Regions from separate parts of the Homo sapiens genome. Here region 1 is linked to region 2. Evidence: chromatin contacts called from ENCODE Hi-C or POLR2A ChIA-PET data. All regions are on one chromosome and are shown on one strand. The core of a region is the stretch at or near the end of the contact, and the rest is flanking DNA. Distances in the headings are between cores, read along the strand shown.

Evidence for each region. A loop is a pair of places that touch in the nucleus more often than their neighbours do. ChIA-PET counts read pairs that join two places held with the same protein, here RNA polymerase II (POLR2A). Pooled maps may share reads with other maps.
Region 1: a loop to region 2 is called in a map of naive thymus-derived CD4-positive, alpha-beta T cell, with 5 times the contacts of the local background. The contact joins two enhancer-like sites. A Hi-C loop is called at or near these places in 2 of 168 maps with a recorded cell type or tissue (naive thymus-derived CD4-positive, alpha-beta T cell and psoas muscle), 1 of 37 single-sample maps with no recorded cell type and 1 of 50 pooled maps. POLR2A ChIA-PET finds 5 or more read pairs at or near these places in 7 of 52 experiments (AG04450, B cell, Caco-2 and 4 more).

The regions. Positions count from the first base shown.
Region 1 is chr11:68,563,232-68,567,453 of GRCh38, reverse strand. PPP6R3 (protein phosphatase 6 regulatory subunit 3) reads right to left here. Exons shown (of 24, transcript NM_001164161.2): 9 at 3,022-3,151; 10 at 288-440. Among named protein-coding and RNA genes, the nearest start is that of PPP6R3, 100 kb to the right of the region's middle. Within about 2 kb of position 1,498, at least 3 of the 41 ENCODE cell types and tissues checked have a DNase peak (open chromatin) inside an H3K27ac peak, as active enhancers do.
Region 2 is chr11:68,497,124-68,501,267 of GRCh38, reverse strand. All of the region lies in intron 1 of PPP6R3 (protein phosphatase 6 regulatory subunit 3), which reads right to left. Among named protein-coding and RNA genes, the nearest start is that of PPP6R3, 38 kb to the right of the region's middle. Within about 2 kb of position 1,535, at least 3 of the 41 ENCODE cell types and tissues checked have a DNase peak (open chromatin) inside an H3K27ac peak, as active enhancers do.

The DNA.
Region 1 (4,222 bases), core at 249-2,748, 66 kb before region 2:
AGTCATTGTCCACGAGACGGAGCACGAGGGAAAAGCCGATGTCTCTTAATCATCTTCAAAATCCTATGTTACAATTCTTTATATAAAGCAACAGTAGATGCCTAGTGAACAATTATAAGCATTCGAAATTTATAATAAACTCAAGGCAAAAACTACATAAAACACCATTTATGCTCAGACCAAGAAAAGTCACTGACATAATGTAAATTTGTAAGGTTGTAACTTGGTTAAATATCCATGAAATATCAATGGCAAATTAAAATGTCTGTGAGCAGGGAAAATCTCACCAATATGACTCCAATGCTATTCAGCTCCATAAGGTCCCCATTTATACTGCTGGTATTGGTTTGAAGCAGGCTGGATATCAACCTAATGACATTCAACCGGGTATTCCCCACAGGAGGATCCAGCACACCCCATGTGGTCTTCATCACACTTTTCTGAAGAAGAAAAAGCTTTCCAATTAAATTCAGTTAAATGAACAAAGCAAATGGTGTATTTGCTAAGACATGACACTAGTTTAAACCCTGCAAACAACATGGCCTGAATTTTACACCTGAAACAACATCTAAAGCTGCTCTTGATATCTTTAAGATACAATGAAATAACCAAGCAGGAAAAAGGAAAAAAAAGCAAGGAATTTCCCTGGATCATAAATTTTATAAGAAATCAAGTGTCTCCCTGCCTCAACATTCCAAGCTGTTATGAGAAGAAAGCAGAAGGCTACAGAATATCCTAGGAAAAAGTACAATATTTCAAAATCTGACCAGAAATCTAAACTAAAAGAAGTTATGGCCGGGCACAGTAGCTCATGCCTATAATCCCAGCACTTTGAGAGGCCGAGGTGGGTGGATCGCTTGAACCCAGGAGTTTGAGACCAGCCTGGGCAATATGGTGAGACCCTGTCTCTACAAAAAATACAAAAATTAGCCAGGCATGGTGATGCACACCTGTAGTACCAGTTACTCAGGAAGATGAGGTGGGAGAATCACCTGGGCCTGCGGAAGTTGAGGCTGCAGTGAGCTGTGATTGTGCCATTGTACTCCAGCCTGAGCAAGAGTGAGACACTGTCTCAAAAAAACAAAAAAAGGAAGAAGGAAGAAAAAAGGAGGAGGAGGAGGAGGAAAGAGAAGGAGGAAGGAGGAGGAGGAAGGAAGAATAAAGAAGAAGAAGAAGTGGTAGTAGTAGCAACAGCAGCAGCAGCAGCAGCAGCAGCCGTGGTGGTGGTGGTGGTAGTAGTTGCTACAAGTGGTTTTGGAATACAATCCTCAGTCTGAGCCAAATCTGTGATAAAAATGCAAATTCAGACGTTGCCTCTGGATCACAAACCTGAAATGTGATCAATCTAAACCTGTTCTTGTCCATCAACAGGAGTTTCTATAGCCTGAAATCACAAAAGTAGAAGCAGAACATTTCCTAACTTTAGAAGTCTGAGAGGCAAGGGTGGCACGTAACAGCCTAGGGCAGGCTGCCCTTTCTGCCCCTCCCCATCCACATCAGTAGCCTCACTCCCTCTGGCTCCCATCCTCCCGAGGACTCACAGAGCTGTAAGGCCCACAGTTCTGCTCTCTATGGAAAACAGCTCTAATTGGCAGGCTTTGTAAAAAACTTCATGGATCTACTTACAGACACATCATACAGTAAAACCAGGTGCAAACGGTACTCCGAGACAGACATATCATACAGTAAAACCAGGTGCAAACGGAACTCACTCAGTTCTCGGAGTAACAGAGAAGTCCAAACAAGACACTGCCTTACTTTTGAATCGGGGCCCAGAACCAGATGCCACCTGTTTGTCCACCCAGAAAGAAGATGGGTGGGCCACCTAAGACACAGGTCAGGCCCTTCCTCACACACCTTCTTCCCTGTCAGATCCTTCTCCCACCTCCGTCTTCCACTTGTGATGTTCTCTCCTCTTCTAAATCTTTTCTTTTTCTTTCCTTACTCTGTTTTTCTTCCCAGGACTGGCATGAAGGATGCCACTGACCATCATTGTCAAACACCAACAGAGGCACTTTCCCTAAGGGCAAGCACCAACACTATGGTCCACATCCAACACAGGCTGAATGCAGATAAGATGTGGCTGGAATGGAACCAGCAGAGTAACGCAAACTGTGAGCACAGTGATGGAACCACGACCTGCTCACCAATGGCATCAGGTATCTGAAAAGATGATCTGGAGCTGAACTAGACTCCCTTGGTTATATAAGTTATCCTGTGCTCCCCCAACTCCAAATAGTTAAATAAACAGAAAACATCTAATTTACAAGTGAGAAACTAGTATTCTAAATTCCCAATAACTCGCACAGTAGATAACCACCGAGATACACCAGATTCAATGATATAGGGCAGGAAAAAAAAGGAAACTTAAGAACTGTTGCTGGGAACAGAACTCACATGGAACTGAATCTTCCACCCTAGACTCCAAAAGCAAGTGATTATCACCCTAATCTAAATCTGTATCAATCCAAGGGGCGAAAGAACACCATTTATAGACTGCTGACAAAACTCTTGTGGGTCTTCACTGAGGAAACAGTCATTTAAAATTAGCACATGGGAGGCTCTGTACTGAAAAACCCCCAAATCATATTCTCTCCAAATTGTATACTAACTTCAACCTACTCTTTCTTAAATAAGGTCGACTATACATCAGACATACACTGCTCCAACTCTGAGTAAGAAAACATAATTTCAAAGATCCGTTTCTGAAAGATTAGCTTTTCCTGAAACATTCAAAAATAATATGCTACAAGAAGAAAATTCTTTTTTCTTTACTGGCATGTAAGTACCCAAGAATTTACAGAAGAATGAAAAGGTAAACTTCCTAAACTGATGAATATTTTGTTTAATTCTCCATTCTCCACTCAAAAGCAGTAAAAATCACTGGCAGTGTTATCTTTTCACTCATTTTGTACATGCAGACCACAGCCAGTTCTGCCACTCCTAAGGCCCGTACACATTCGAATGACTGTTTCAACCAAATTACTCGCTGGGCAGCCATGCTTAACATAGCTCCCCTACCTTGGGTGGCTCCAGCAGGAGTTCATGAAAAGATCCAAGTCTTCCTCTGATGGCTTCTAGAACACTCTTGTTTACTGAACAAGCTGAATGGCTCATGCCTGGTGGGCAGATCTCTATATGGCCTTCAAATCTTGAAACAAAGCAAGGAATTTTAGTTATTATAATTTCAGAACAAATCATTCAAGGTTATCGACCATGTATGTCTTTACTTAATGATTATATCAACTTTTCTGGCTGCGGGAAAAAAGGCTAGGAAAAAAGCATAATGAGGCAGAAGAGGGTTAATGAAACCTCCATGAGGCTCAGACTCTATAACCTGCAACCCAAACAGCTACAGTATCAGGTAAGAAATTACATGTGATTTCTTCCCATTCTAAACCTTCTAAGTCTTCATAACTATTATACAGTAACAAGTCTCTAAGTGACCAGGAAATTTGGAAAGCGAAAGGGATCCAACCTCTGGATTATAGGGCACCCCAAATTGCCTGCCAGTTTGGGGTGTTATTAATGAACAGGCCTATACTTGTTCCATACAGTTTTTCTTAGATAATCAACATTATTTCCTATTTAAAAGGTTTAAAATTATTCTACATAAAGTTCAATCTATACTCATTATAACCTACTTCTTGCAGGAAAACAATTACAGGTAGAATGAGAACTGGGTAAATACTCAAGGATAAGAATTCTGGGTGACATTATGAATGTTTAACTTTCTAAGAACTGACAAACATTTCTATGAAGTGGCTGTATCACTTTCCATTCCCAACAGTAATGTGTGTGACTTCCAGTTGCCCTGCATACTGCACTGAGTACTGTCTATTCTGTCTGTCTGGTTTAGCTAAGTAGTGGGCTGAATGATGCTCTCCTACCCAAAACATACGTCCACATTCTAATACGTAGGGCCTGCAAATGTCACCTTCTTTGGAAAAAAGATCTCTGAAGATGAAATTAATTAAAGATCTTGAGATGAAAGATTATCCTAGATTACCCAGGGGGGCCTTAAATGCCATCATAACTATGCTTCGAAGAGAGAAGAGGCAAGACAGACACACAGAGGGGAAGGCAATGTAAAGAGGATGCAGAGGGGTCACAAGCCAAGGAATGCCAAGAACTACTAGAAGCTGGAAGAGGAATGCCTTAGTATCTCTGAAAGGAATCTAGCACCACCAACACCTTGATCTTAGACTTCTAGGACTCAGAA
Region 2 (4,144 bases), core at 286-2,785:
CATGAAAGTTTCTGTTAGAAAAGAAAGAGACTGGAGAACACTACAAATTCAATGTTAACCCACAAAGAACTTAAGAATTTTGAGTTATCAACCCTTAACATATTGTTCATCACAACTCCAAAACTGGCAACAAGAGAAGGAAAGCCAGCAGACAGCACGAGGAGAAAACAAGTAGACAATAAACATGAAAAAACTAACAACAGCAAAATCCATGCTAACGATGCCCTGCAACATTCTGAACTGCCAGTGAGGGCGTGATGCACTCAAGATGACCAGACTGCCACTGGCCTCCCGTACACACAGAAAAGGAAGGCGGCGGAAGTGCCTTCCAAAATGAACCCTCACCCTTCAAGTATTGAACAGCTCTGGTCTAAATGAATTTCAATGTGATTTAGGTTAGAAGCCCTTAAAAATTTCAGTTTAGCTCCACATTCAACCTCCAGAGACAGATCACAACCAAAGAAACAGCACCATTTTCAGATAAAAGTTTTAGGCTGAGCACAGTGGCTCACGCCTGTAATCCCAGCACTTTGGGTGGCCAAGGCAGGCAGATCACGAGGTCAGGAGTTCAAGACCAGCCTGGCCAAGATGGTGAAACCCTGTCTCTACTAAAAATACAAAAATTAGCCGGGCGTGGTGGCACGTACCTGCAGTCCCAGCTACTTGGGAGGGTGAGGTAGGAGAATTGCTTGAACCCAGGTGGTGGAGGTTGCAGTGAGCTAAGATCACACCACTGCACTCCGGCTTGGGCAACAGACTGAGACTTCGTCTCAAAAAAATAAAAAAGTTTTAAAGTGAAAGTCCAACAAAGTGTATTCTCCAAGAGAAACTTCCTCAAGATCCAACTACCAGTGCACATAAAACAGAGGCTACACAACACTGTGGGGAATACCACAAAACAAAAGAGCCCAGTCCTCCCACAAATGGAAGGCATGGTGGGAGAAGAGCAAAAAATGAGGAACCCATATACAAAAAAAAAAAGGTAGGTCTTATTTGGATCCTGATTTGCCACTGCCAAAATTAGAAAATCACACAAAAAAGTTATCACATGAAACTAGAACTTTCAAGTCTAAGTATTGAATAATATCAAGCAAATGTGTGTTCATTTTATTTTTAAGATGTGAGGCTTTGTGGTTGTTACGGTTAAGAGTCCTTATTCTCTGAGAACATATACTAACATATTTATAGAAGAAGCAATAATTATTTGAATATCTTCAAAATATAATGGACAAAATTGACAATAAAGAAAAAAAGATTTAATAGAACTCCTTCACCTCAAAAGACAGAATGAGGACCCACAGAATAGGTAAAGATATTCACGATATATACATCTGACAAGAGATGCCTGTCCAAAATACAAAAATCCTACTAACTGTTGTTTTAAAATACATCTCAGCTGGGCACAGTGGCTCTTGCCTATAATCCCTAGCACTTTGGAGGGCCGAGGTGGGAGGAATGCTCAAACCCAGGAGTTTGAGACCAGCCTGGGAAACATGGCAAAACTCCAACTACAAAATATACAAAACTGAGCCGGGTGTGGTGGTGCGCGCAACTGTGGGCCCAGCTAGCTACTCAGGAGGCTGAAGTGGGGGGATCCCTTGAGCCAGGAAGGTCAAGGCTGCAGTGAGCTATGATCGCACCACTGCACTCCAGCCTGGGTGACAGAATAAGACCCTGTCACTTTTTTAGAAGTCCACAATGTGCCTCTCTTCTAACAAACAGAACATGGCAAAGCTAGATGCTACGTGACTTCCAAGACTAGGTCACAAAAATGATAGCTTCCACTTAGGGGCTCTTTCTCTTGAATCACTCTCTCAGTGGGAAGTTATCACCATGTCCTGAGAACAGGAAACTCAGACATCCCTGGCAAAAGCCGATGTGAAAACGACCTGAGGTCTCCCACCAACAGCCAGAACCAGAACCTACTTGCCAGGCATGTAAATGAGCCACCTTAGAACAGATCCTCCAGCGGATCCATGAAGGCTTCAGAGGGCTAATCACACCCAAGCCAGAAGCAGACAACCATGCCACTCCCAAGTTTCTGACTCCCAGAAACTGCAAGATAATGTTTATTGCTGTTTTAATCCACTACGTTTGGGGATAATTTATTATGCAGCAAAAAATAGAAAGGTAATAAAAACAGAAAAAAGATAATAGAAAAAAAAAGGCTTAAACATATGTTTCATAAAAAAGGATATCCAAATGACCAATAAACGTATGACCTCACTACTGTAAATTAAAATTGCCCTAAGTAAGACATCTCTACACAGCTACCAGCATGGCTAAAATGAAAAGGATGAAATACTGGAGAGGATCCAGAGTAAGTGGAACTTTCACACACTGCTGATGGAAGCCTAATTTGGTACAATAGCTTTAGTAGATGCCACTACTATACATATACCTCTATGCCCTAGCAATTTCACCCTTAGGTATACTGAACAACAGAAATGCATACGTATGTTGTTGACCAAAAGATACAAACTGAATGTTCAGAGCAGCAATATCTGTAACAGCCCAAAACTACCATCTATCCAATGTCCATCAACAACAGAACAATTTCATATGACAAAATTTTGTGAAGCAACAGTAACAAATAATCAACTGTATGCAATGACTTCAGTAATTTTACAAACAATGCCAAGAGAAAGACACAAGAGTACCTACTGTAAGACTCTATTTAATAGAAACAAAACTGGGCAAAACTAATCAGTGCTGTTAGCTGTTAGAATACCGGCTGCCCCTAGAGAGGGTGTGACTGGAAGTGGACACAAGGAGACATGTGATGGCTGCTTGCCCAGGTGGATTTCAGCTTATGAAAATCTGCTTATTGTATGTACTTTTCCGTATTTCTATTGTGATTCAATAGAGTTTTTAAATAGTAATAATATAGAAGAGAAGTGGGAAATGGGGAAGTTAAGTGGGACAAGACTGGCCTTGAGTGTATGGTTGTTAGAGCTGGGTAACTGATAGTTTCATTATACTGTTCAATTTCTGCATGTCCAAATTTACCCCTAATAAAACAAGTTTTAAAATGTATTAACATAAAACTGACTGGAACTGCTGGTAAAATAGCAACTGGGGTAATTTTTCTGGCCACTGATAACAAAAAGGTGTTAAAATCTATATACCCCTTGGTCCAATTATTCTTTTATTCTAAGGTGTTTATACTGAGCACAAAGTCATATATAATAATGTCCAAAGAGCTTATAATAGAAAAAGAAATGTCTAAATATAGAGGAAGATGACACTGTGGGGAAAACCACAGAACAAACTATCCAGGTCATCCACAAATACATGGTTCCTAAATATCCAACAATAAACAACAATGATCTCATCTGAACCAAGGTTCTTTTATCTATCCAGTGAAATAGTCATTAAAAATGAGGCAATCAAAACTCAGAAAAAAACACAGGAGTTAATCTTTGTGGCCACGGATTAGGCAAAACTTTCTTAGATATGACACCAAAAACACGAGATAAAAGAAAAATAAGATAAATTGCACTTCAAATTAAAAGTTTTCATCCTTCAGTAATAACACCATCAAGAAGTGAAAAGAAAACCCAAAGAATGGAATATTGACAAATCATATTTCTGATAAAAGATTTATGTACAAGGTTGGGCGCAGTGGCTCATGCCTGTAGTCCCAGCATTTTGGGAGGCCGAGGCAGGCAGACCATTTGAGCCCAGGAGTTTGAGACCAGCATGGGCAACGTGGTAAATCCCCGTTTCTACAAAAAATACAAAAAAATCAGTCAGGCGTGGTAGCATACGTCTGTAGTCCCAGCTACTCAGGAGGCTGAGGTGGGAAGATCACCTGAGCCCACGAAGTCGAGGCTGCAGTGAGCAGTGATCGCAGCACTGCACTCCAGCCAGGTGACAGAGTGAAACCCTGTCTCAAAAGACAGGAATACAGAGGCCGGACGTGGTGGCTCATGCCTGTAATCCCAGCACTTTGGGAGGCCGAGATGGGCGGATCACGAGGTCAGGAGATCGAGACCATCCTGGCTAACACGGTGAAACCCCATCTCTACTAAAAATACAAAAAAAAAAAAAATTAGCCGGGCGTGGTGGCGGGCACCTGTAGTCCCAGCTACTCGGGAGGCTGAGGCAGGAGAATGGCGTGAACCCGGGAGGCGGAGCTTGC